Linked DNA regions of Mus musculus: region 2 is linked to region 1. A link is a loop called in an ENCODE intact Hi-C map of the cell type or tissue named here. Cell type or tissue: gastrocnemius. All regions are shown on one strand. Region 1 holds the start of Gm46286 (a long non-coding RNA gene). Region 2 overlaps 4933427D14Rik (RIKEN cDNA 4933427D14 gene).

Region 1 (4,000 bases):
CTGTACCTGCAATCGGCCACCTACCTGGCCGCGTGCCCAGCCAGCGCTAGGGGCTTCTCTTGTTAGAGCCTGCCTAGTGCGGCTACCGAAACCTAGCACGCAAAAAGATGGTCAACTTTATCCAAACACTGGCACAGGCAGGCCTGGCCCCAGGGTCACACACACAAACATTACCCCTGACTCCAGCTTGCGGGCACAGGAGTGGGGAGGCGGCGGCGACTTCACTGAGACAACCCGGGTTTCACCCCATCTCAGCCCAGAGAGCTCCCCAATGTCAGGGCAAGGTCCCTCCCTGCTCTGGTCGGACACTGCTGGACAGACACGGGAGGGAAAAAGCAGGAAAACGCCTGTGTCAGGGAGAAGGCAACCCTTCCCATCCCTTCAGGCCGCCTAGCTGCGCCCACCGTACTGAGCACCGCCCACCCTTCAGGGCACCGACTCGAACTTAGGGGGCCCACGCGCCCAGCTGAGAGCGGGCAGCGGCCGCTCGTGGTCCTTGTCGGACTCGGGCTGGCTCTGCGCCCGCTCGGGCTTGGGGTTGGCGGCCGGTGGGTCCGGCTGCTGCACCGACATGGTCCTGCGCAGGTGGTTGCGCTTGCGCAGAAATTCTGGCTGCGCGTGCAGCCCAAAGCTGCCCTTGCGCAGGATCATGCGCGAGTTGTTCTTCTTGGGGCGAGAGCGGTGGCTGGCTTCTAGTGCCGCCAGGTGTGCTGCGTAGCCTTCGCTCAGGAACTGTGGGGGCAACAAGCGTCAGGTTAGCATCTGACCCTGTCTCCCGGCACCACCACTTCCCTAAGACATCCTCCGTGAGAGTCTGCAGCTTCTCCCGGACTCCAAAACCAGTAGCAGGGAGGCTCGTTATCATAACAGGGTTCCCCTATGTCTGTATGCCAAGCTCTTCCTAACTGTCTTTCGTCCCCACTCCACCCACTTCCCCGGAAGCAAGTTTTGCCCTAAAGTCTAAGTATGTGGCTCATCTCCAAAGCCCCATTATTCTGTCATTCAGAATGGCACTGCTATGCTATACAAGTCATTGATGTTTTCCCTTCCCCTAGATGCCATTACATCGCAGCCACTTGGATTCTCCCATGCATCCAGCAGGGGGCCTGGCCCAAGGCATCATTCAGTAGAGGTGAATGAATAAAAGAAAGGATGAGCAGGTAACTGGATGATTGGGAGCTGCCCCAACCCCTTTCCCTGGCCCTCACACACCTGGCACTGGGTTTGGTACTTCTTGGTGGACCGGCCTACAATGAAGATCTGGGAGGCAGGGAGGCCCAGCACACTGTAGACAGAGATATCTTTCGTGGAGCCATAGGCAGCAGTGATTTTGATGAAACACTGAAACACAAAAGCAAGCTGGTGAAGAGGGAGGAAGACTTAGGAAGCCCCCGCTGAGGAACCCTTCATCTGCACTCAGACACCAAGCCATCATCCACCTTTGATAAAGCCACCCCCAGATGACTGCCCCTTCCCTGCCCCAGTTCCTCACATTAGAGAGCTCTTTGCATTATGGAACCTGAACTGGAGGCAAGCTCTAGGCTGGCTATGTGCTTCCTGATAGCTGGTCTGGTGAACTCCCCCCCTTGTCTAGGGGTGCTTTCTTTTAGCTCATCACCCTAATCTCACCCAACTGGTAGAGATGTATCCGTGTCACCCTTTGTCCTATGATGTTCACTGAGGAAGTCTGGTTTAGTTTCGTGCTCATCTGACACAATTAGAGTTATCTGAAAGGAGGGAACCTCAACTCAGGAAATGTCTCCATCAAATCTGGCTGCAGGGCATTTTCCTAATTAGTGGTTGCTGGAGAAAGGCCAAGCCCATTGTGGGTGGGGCCATCCCTGGGCTGGCGGTCCTGGGTTCAAAGAGAAAGCAGGCTAAGCAAGCTAGTAAGCAGCACTCCTCAATGCCTTCTGCATCAGCCTCTGCCTCCAGACTCCTGTCCTGTTTGAGTTCCTGTCCTGACTTCCTTCAATGATGAACTAGGAAGCAGACGTATAAGATAAACAAATCCTTTCCTCCCCAACTTGCTTTTGGTAATGGTATCTCACCACAGCAACAGTAACCTTAGCTAAAACAGGGGACTTAAGTCGGAGCTGCAGTTTCCTTCCTTTAAAACGCACTGTCATCACTGGGATGACTTACTGTCAGCTATAGTTCAAATGTGAAGTGTACCCTACAAGCACATGTGCACTAAGCCTGGTCTCCAGTAGGTGGTGCCATTGAGAGGTGACGAGCTGGTGTGTGCTAACTTCGTCAATGGGGCTGATCCATTAATGAGTTAGTTCATAGCTAGATGGACTTAGGGAAGGCTTAGTTAGAGGAAGCTATCCTCTGGCTTGCTCTGTTTCCAGGCCACCACCGGGCATGCAGCTTTCTTCTGCCACCCACTCCCAACACTATAATTTATTCCCACAGCAGGCCGACAGCAATGGAACCAGCAGACCACAGGCTGACACCTCTGGTCTCATGAGCTGAGTAAGACTTTCGTCCCTCAAGTCAACTTCTCAGGTGTCTGTCACAAGGGCAGAAAGAGAGGTGGTGTGCACTGTCCGCATGGAGCGCCTGAGGCCTCCCACCCTTACGACCTGCTCCAGGATGAGACCTACCTTCACTCTGTACCCACCTGCTCTATCCTCTTGGCCTTTAGAACTGTCCTTTCCACACCAAGATCATTCACTGCCCAATCTTCAGCTGTCAGACAGCTGTCACTGTCCCACCTTCACAAGAAAGGGTCTCTCTCTCTCTCTCTCTCTCTCTCTCTTTCTCTCTCTCTCTCCTGGAAACCCTCCCTATCCTCACTCTTCTCTGTTGGCTTTTCACTCTGCTCTCAGAAGCCCATCACAGCTTCACCTGGATCCAGCCATTCCTGGGGGATGCCTGTTCCCACACAGCCTCAGTCTGCAGCCCAGGCTACTGCCCTGATCCATGTGCTAGAAGCCACATGGCTCATGATCCGTGTGCCTCATGTTCATGTCTGATCTCATCTTTCCCTGCCTCCTCCTCCTCCTGTATCCGTTCTCATTTCATCCATGTATTCATCTGTGCGCTCATTCCACTAGCACTTATTGAGCACCCATTGTGTGTCACACACACACACACACACAGAGAGAGAGAGAGAGAGAGAGAGAGAGACCCTGGAGATACACCTTGAGCAATGCGAATAAACCCAATGGCACCTTGATCTCTCCTGGCCAGGCCATGGGGCATCTGAGAGCTCCTTGCCTGTAATCATTCCCAAGTTCTGACAATGCCACCAACTGATTCTCCTGACTTTCTCCACGCCTTTCTCTTGGTCTCACGCTTACTGTCTGGATTCTAGACTTCTGTCTCTTGCTGGAATAACAGCCTCCTAACTACCCCCCCTTCCTTTTGCCAGTGCGTTCTCCTGTGAGCTGCCAGGGGGGATCTTTCTACAACCCAAATTAGATGCTGTCACTGCCCTACTTCAGACTTACCCATTGCTCCGCACTGCCCTCAGCAGAGATCCCAAGAGCTGATCTGGTTTTCAGAGTTTATAAGACCTACCAAGCTTGGGTGTCTCGTGATAACTACAGCCTCAGCTCTCACCTGTCCTTGATCTGACCCTGCCTGCACATAACCCTGTTCTGTATCTCTGTATCCTGAGAACATTCTAGGCTACTTTCCATCTGCTGAAAGTTGTCAAAGTCAAAGTGGAATCGCTTGGGTCATCAACCCCATCAAAGCCAGGAGATTATGAAACAAGGATTCCCAGTCATGGTGGCCTGAGAATAACTCTCCTCCTCTCTGTGCCTCTCTCTGTGTCTCTGTCTGTCTCTGTCTCTCTGTCTGTCTCTCTGTTTGTCTCTGTCTGTCTCTGTCTCTCTCTCTGTCTCTCTCTGTGTCTCTCTGTCTCTGTCTCTCTCTCTCTCTTACACACACACACACACACACACACACATACACACACACTGCCAGGACCACAACCTTACACAAAAGCCTTCAGCCTCCAGGCATAGTGGCACATGCCTTTAATCCC
Region 2 (4,000 bases), 130 kb after region 1:
AGAGGCAGAGAGGCAGAGGCAGAGAGGCAGAGAGGCAGAGAGGCAGAGAGGCAGAGAGACAGAGAGGCAGAGGCAGAGGCAGAGGCAGGCAGTTCTTTGAGGTGAGTCTGACAAACACAGAGAGTCCCAGGTCAGTAAGGACTCAATAGTGGGTCTCAACCCAAAATCAAACAAGCAAACAAGCAAAACTTAAACAAATTGATCCTAAAATTCTTATGAGGGTCTCAGAAATTAAGAGCACTTGTTGTTGTTGTTCTTTTCAGAAGACCCTGGTTAGGTTACCAGCATCCACAAGATGATTCCTAGCAATCTATAACTACAGTTCCAGGTAATCTAATGCCCTCTTCTGACCTCTGAGGGCACCACGCATACATGTGGTACACATATGCCCATGCAGGCAAAACATTCACGCATAAAATAGTAACTCAAAATTTAAAAATTCATATGAAGAATAAAATTCTAAAAATTAATCTGACAAATTTGAAAAGCAACAACAAAATTGGAAATAAAATGGAGGCAGGAGTATTTCTTGCCCAGAGACAGGAATCTTAGTAAGGCAGTGTGGAGTGATTCAGGGACCAATGGCAGAGGATGGGAGCCATAGCCCAGCAGATGTGGACTGAGGACTACTACTATGCACACATGGAAACCAAAGTGGAATCTATGCCCACATTTGCACAGGGCTTAGCTCACAAACAGCATGAAGTCCTTCAAAACTTTAAGAAGAAACAATAGGAGAATACTATCATGTCATCAAGGCAGAAAAAACTGTCTTAAGTTCAAATATGGTACCAACTTACTAGAGTTTATTTATACTGGACTACTGCTTTTGATAAAAAAAAAATCACCATAGTAAATCAGCCAAATCTGGAAGGAAATCTCTGAAATGTGTGTCATTAACACGGTATCAATACCCAGATGATATACAGAACCTTCACAGACCTATATAGGAAATCAGCCGTTCAACCGAGAGATGAGCAAAGCATGGAAGCTACAAACCAGGCAGAAAAACAAGTGGTCAATAAACGCATGGAAAATGACAAACAGCCAGGTGGTGGCACACACCTGTGATACCAGCACTCATGAAGCAGAGACAGGCGGATCTCTCTCTCTATGAGTTTATGGCCAACCTGGTCTACAGAGTGAGCTGTAGGGCAGCCAAGGCTACATGGAAACCCTGACTCAAAAAAAAAAAAAAAAAAAAGATGATGAACTTCATTTAATAATCAGGAAATCAAGCCGTAAGCTAGGATTCTTCCATTAGGATGGGGAAATGTGAAGCATGACACAAACATAAATGAGGAAGGTGGAAACTCAGAAACCAGCAGTGTGGGAGGGAAGGGCTTAACTCCCTGGATGAGTGGCTCCATCAATGCCCTCCAAGGCTGAAGATTCTCAGTATAGCTGCTGAGTTACAGGCATGCTCGGCCCAGGGAACTTGCACATGTAAACACAGAGAGGAGGCGTCAGCTTTGACGTCACCCTGTCACTGTTTATAGAAGCAGAACCAGCCAGCAGAATGGCATGGTGACATCTTTGTGTATTCTCAGCTATTCAAGATAAAGGTGCAAGAGAGGCTCACTCAATTCCAGAAGTTCTGGCCATCCTGGTCAGTGTAGTGAGACCTTGTACCACATACAAAGACTGATGGCAGAAAACTGGGAACCCAAGTGTTTGTTAATATGTATGAAGAGATGAAAGTTATTTATGGTTTATCCATACAAAGGAGACCCATATAAGAGTTAAAAAGTTAGAATCATCCGGTCTGGGACTGTAGATCAGAGGTGTTCAGCTTTCCTACTGTAAGACCCTGGGTTTGAACTCTAGTACTGGAAAAATTAGACTTCACCTATTAATGTGAATAAGTCTTACTAATTTAAAAAATAATGATATTACAGACTGACATATACTAATGGCACATGTGTGAAACAGTATGTTAAAGATGTGCATATAAGCAGCTCAGACATAAAAGAGAAGAGGCTTATAATGGAAACCTCTAAAAAGTGAAGGAAGAAAATGGAATGGGGGGAGGTATTCAAGAGACTTTAACAGTACTTATCACATTTTTAAAAAAAATCCCAGAGTAAAATGTTTTAAACTGCATAGCAGATATAGGGTATTTATTATTGTTATCCTTTCTGTTTAAATTGAACCAACCATGACTGGGAAAACAAACCACTGAGCAGATTCCTAATGATACTCTGCTATGCTCACAGATTGGCATCTAGTCCAACTGTCATCAGAGAGGCTTCACCCAGCAACTGATGGAAACAGATGCAGGGACTCACACTAGGTGGAGCTTAGAGAATCCTTCAGAAGAAGGGGAGGAAGGATTACAGGAACCAGAGGGGTCAAGAACACCATAAGAAAACTCACAGAATCAACTATCTGGGCTCATAGGGGCTCACAGAAACTGAACCAACAACCAGAGAGCCTGCATGGGACTGACCTAGGCTCTGTGCACATGTCACAGTTGTGTAGTTTGGTCTTCTTTGGGGACTCACCGTGTGAGTAGGGGGTGTCTCTGATTCTTTTGCCTGCCTTTGGGACCCTTTTCCTCATACTGGGGTGCCTCGCCAGCCTTAATACAAGGGGAGGCTAGTCTTACAGCAACTTGATATGCAATGTTTAGTTGATACTCATGGGATGCCTGCCTTTTCTGAAGGGAAACAGAGGAGTGAATTTGGGTGGGTAGAGGGGAGGGACCGGGAAGAGAGAAAGGAGGGAAGGAGGGGACACTGCAGTTGGGATGTAAAATGTGTGTGTGTGTGTGTGTGTGTGTGTGTGTGTGTGTGTGTGCTTGTGTGTGTATGTGTCTTTGAACCAAAGGAAAGCTTTATTGTGATTCTTCCTTAGCAACAGTAAGTCAGGACCCAGATTCCCCCATACCACTGTTCTCCTTAGATGTTCTCAAAGCTCAGTCAGTTTCACAGCAAGTATTACAAAGCACAACAGAAGAATGACAGGACTAACTCCTGTTACTCAATCTATAGCTTAGTGACTCCCAAGATTACATCTATTGAAGCAATGCTGGCTGTTAGGTCCTGACACCTTTTCAGATGTGAATGCATCAATCAGACAGCAAATGCCGTGCAAATCCACAGGAAGCTGAGTCTGAGGACACTGCTGCCAGCGGCGTGGCAGCCACCAGCCATCCTCACACGGTACACTAATGCAATCAGTAGTCAGAAGTCTCTAAGAAATGCACTAGCCAACAATTACTCAAATCACAAGGAAGCTGACCCAATTAGGCTCAATCATGAATCCCAAATGACAGAGAGACATTTTCCCTCCCTTGGGGCTTCCCATAATATTTTGGAGGTATTGGGTAGGGAGCAGGAAATAAGAATGAAGAATTAGGAACAGGAAGAGTGCTATTATCTAAAATAGAAAGAGAAAAATGTGACCTGAACAATTCTAAGAACAAGAAAAACAAAGCTAAAGATCCCCACACTGCTCCCAGAAGCAAGTGCACAGCACATGAGAACTGGCTACCCATATCCTAGTTTCACTCCATAGTAATGGTTAGTCATGTTTGGTACAGAATTCACATCCATGTGCACCCTATCATGCTGCCTCCCAGAGCAGGCAGGACAGGATTACTAACATTCTTCAGGTGAGGAAAACAAATGAAGCATTTGTTCAAGGTCACAAGGAGAGTGAGTGGGAGGCAAGCCTCCTGCATTCTGCACATCCCCCACACTCAAGGAAGGGTAGAACATAGGTAGGACTTGTGTTATAATCAACCCTGCCCCTGTGATGAGAGCCCCATAGCTGTTTACACTGTGGGCTTCAGAGAGCTTTTGAGTTGCTGTATACATGGAAGTGCTTGGAAGTAGTGTGCCCCTTCCCACACTCCTGGCCTTAGTATCCACCTGTGTCCTGTATGCTAGGTAGCCTTTGTACTGGGTATATGTGAGTTGGGTGAGCAATCCCACCAAGCCTAGATTTCGAATGGCAAGTGACTACCTAAGACCTGCAACTGGTATCTCAAGTGGGG

The links. Hi-C counts contacts between places; a loop is a spot of excess contacts. Peaks named below come from ENCODE experiments on the same cell type or tissue, not always from the same donor. Only the 100,000 strongest peaks of a DNase experiment are listed, where the experiment ranks them.
Region 2: it touches region 1 in a loop (2.7-fold over the local background); 1 of 42 quality-filtered maps calls a loop at or near these places.

Annotation. Positions count from the first base shown.
Region 1 is chr11:72,050,629-72,054,628 of GRCm38, forward strand. Pitpnm3 (PITPNM family member 3) reads right to left here. Exons shown (of 20, transcript NM_001024927.2): 19 at 1,213-1,341; 20 at 1-732. The coding sequence ends at 427. It overlaps Gm46286 (a long non-coding RNA gene), which reads left to right and starts at 541. Exons shown (of 3, transcript XR_001780248.2): 1 at 541-754; 2 at 1,056-1,160. In gastrocnemius, CTCF peaks have their summits at 1,098 and 2,214 (motif pointing right); DNase peaks (open chromatin) are centred at 74, 559, 1,104, 1,834 and 1 more place; H3K4me3 peaks cover 896 bases.
Region 2 is chr11:72,183,029-72,187,028 of GRCm38, forward strand. The region is part of intron 7 of 4933427D14Rik (RIKEN cDNA 4933427D14 gene); the gene reads right to left. Among named protein-coding and RNA genes, the nearest start is that of 4933427D14Rik, 22 kb to the right of the region's middle. In gastrocnemius, no CTCF peak of the experiment used is centred here; no DNase peak of the experiment used is centred here.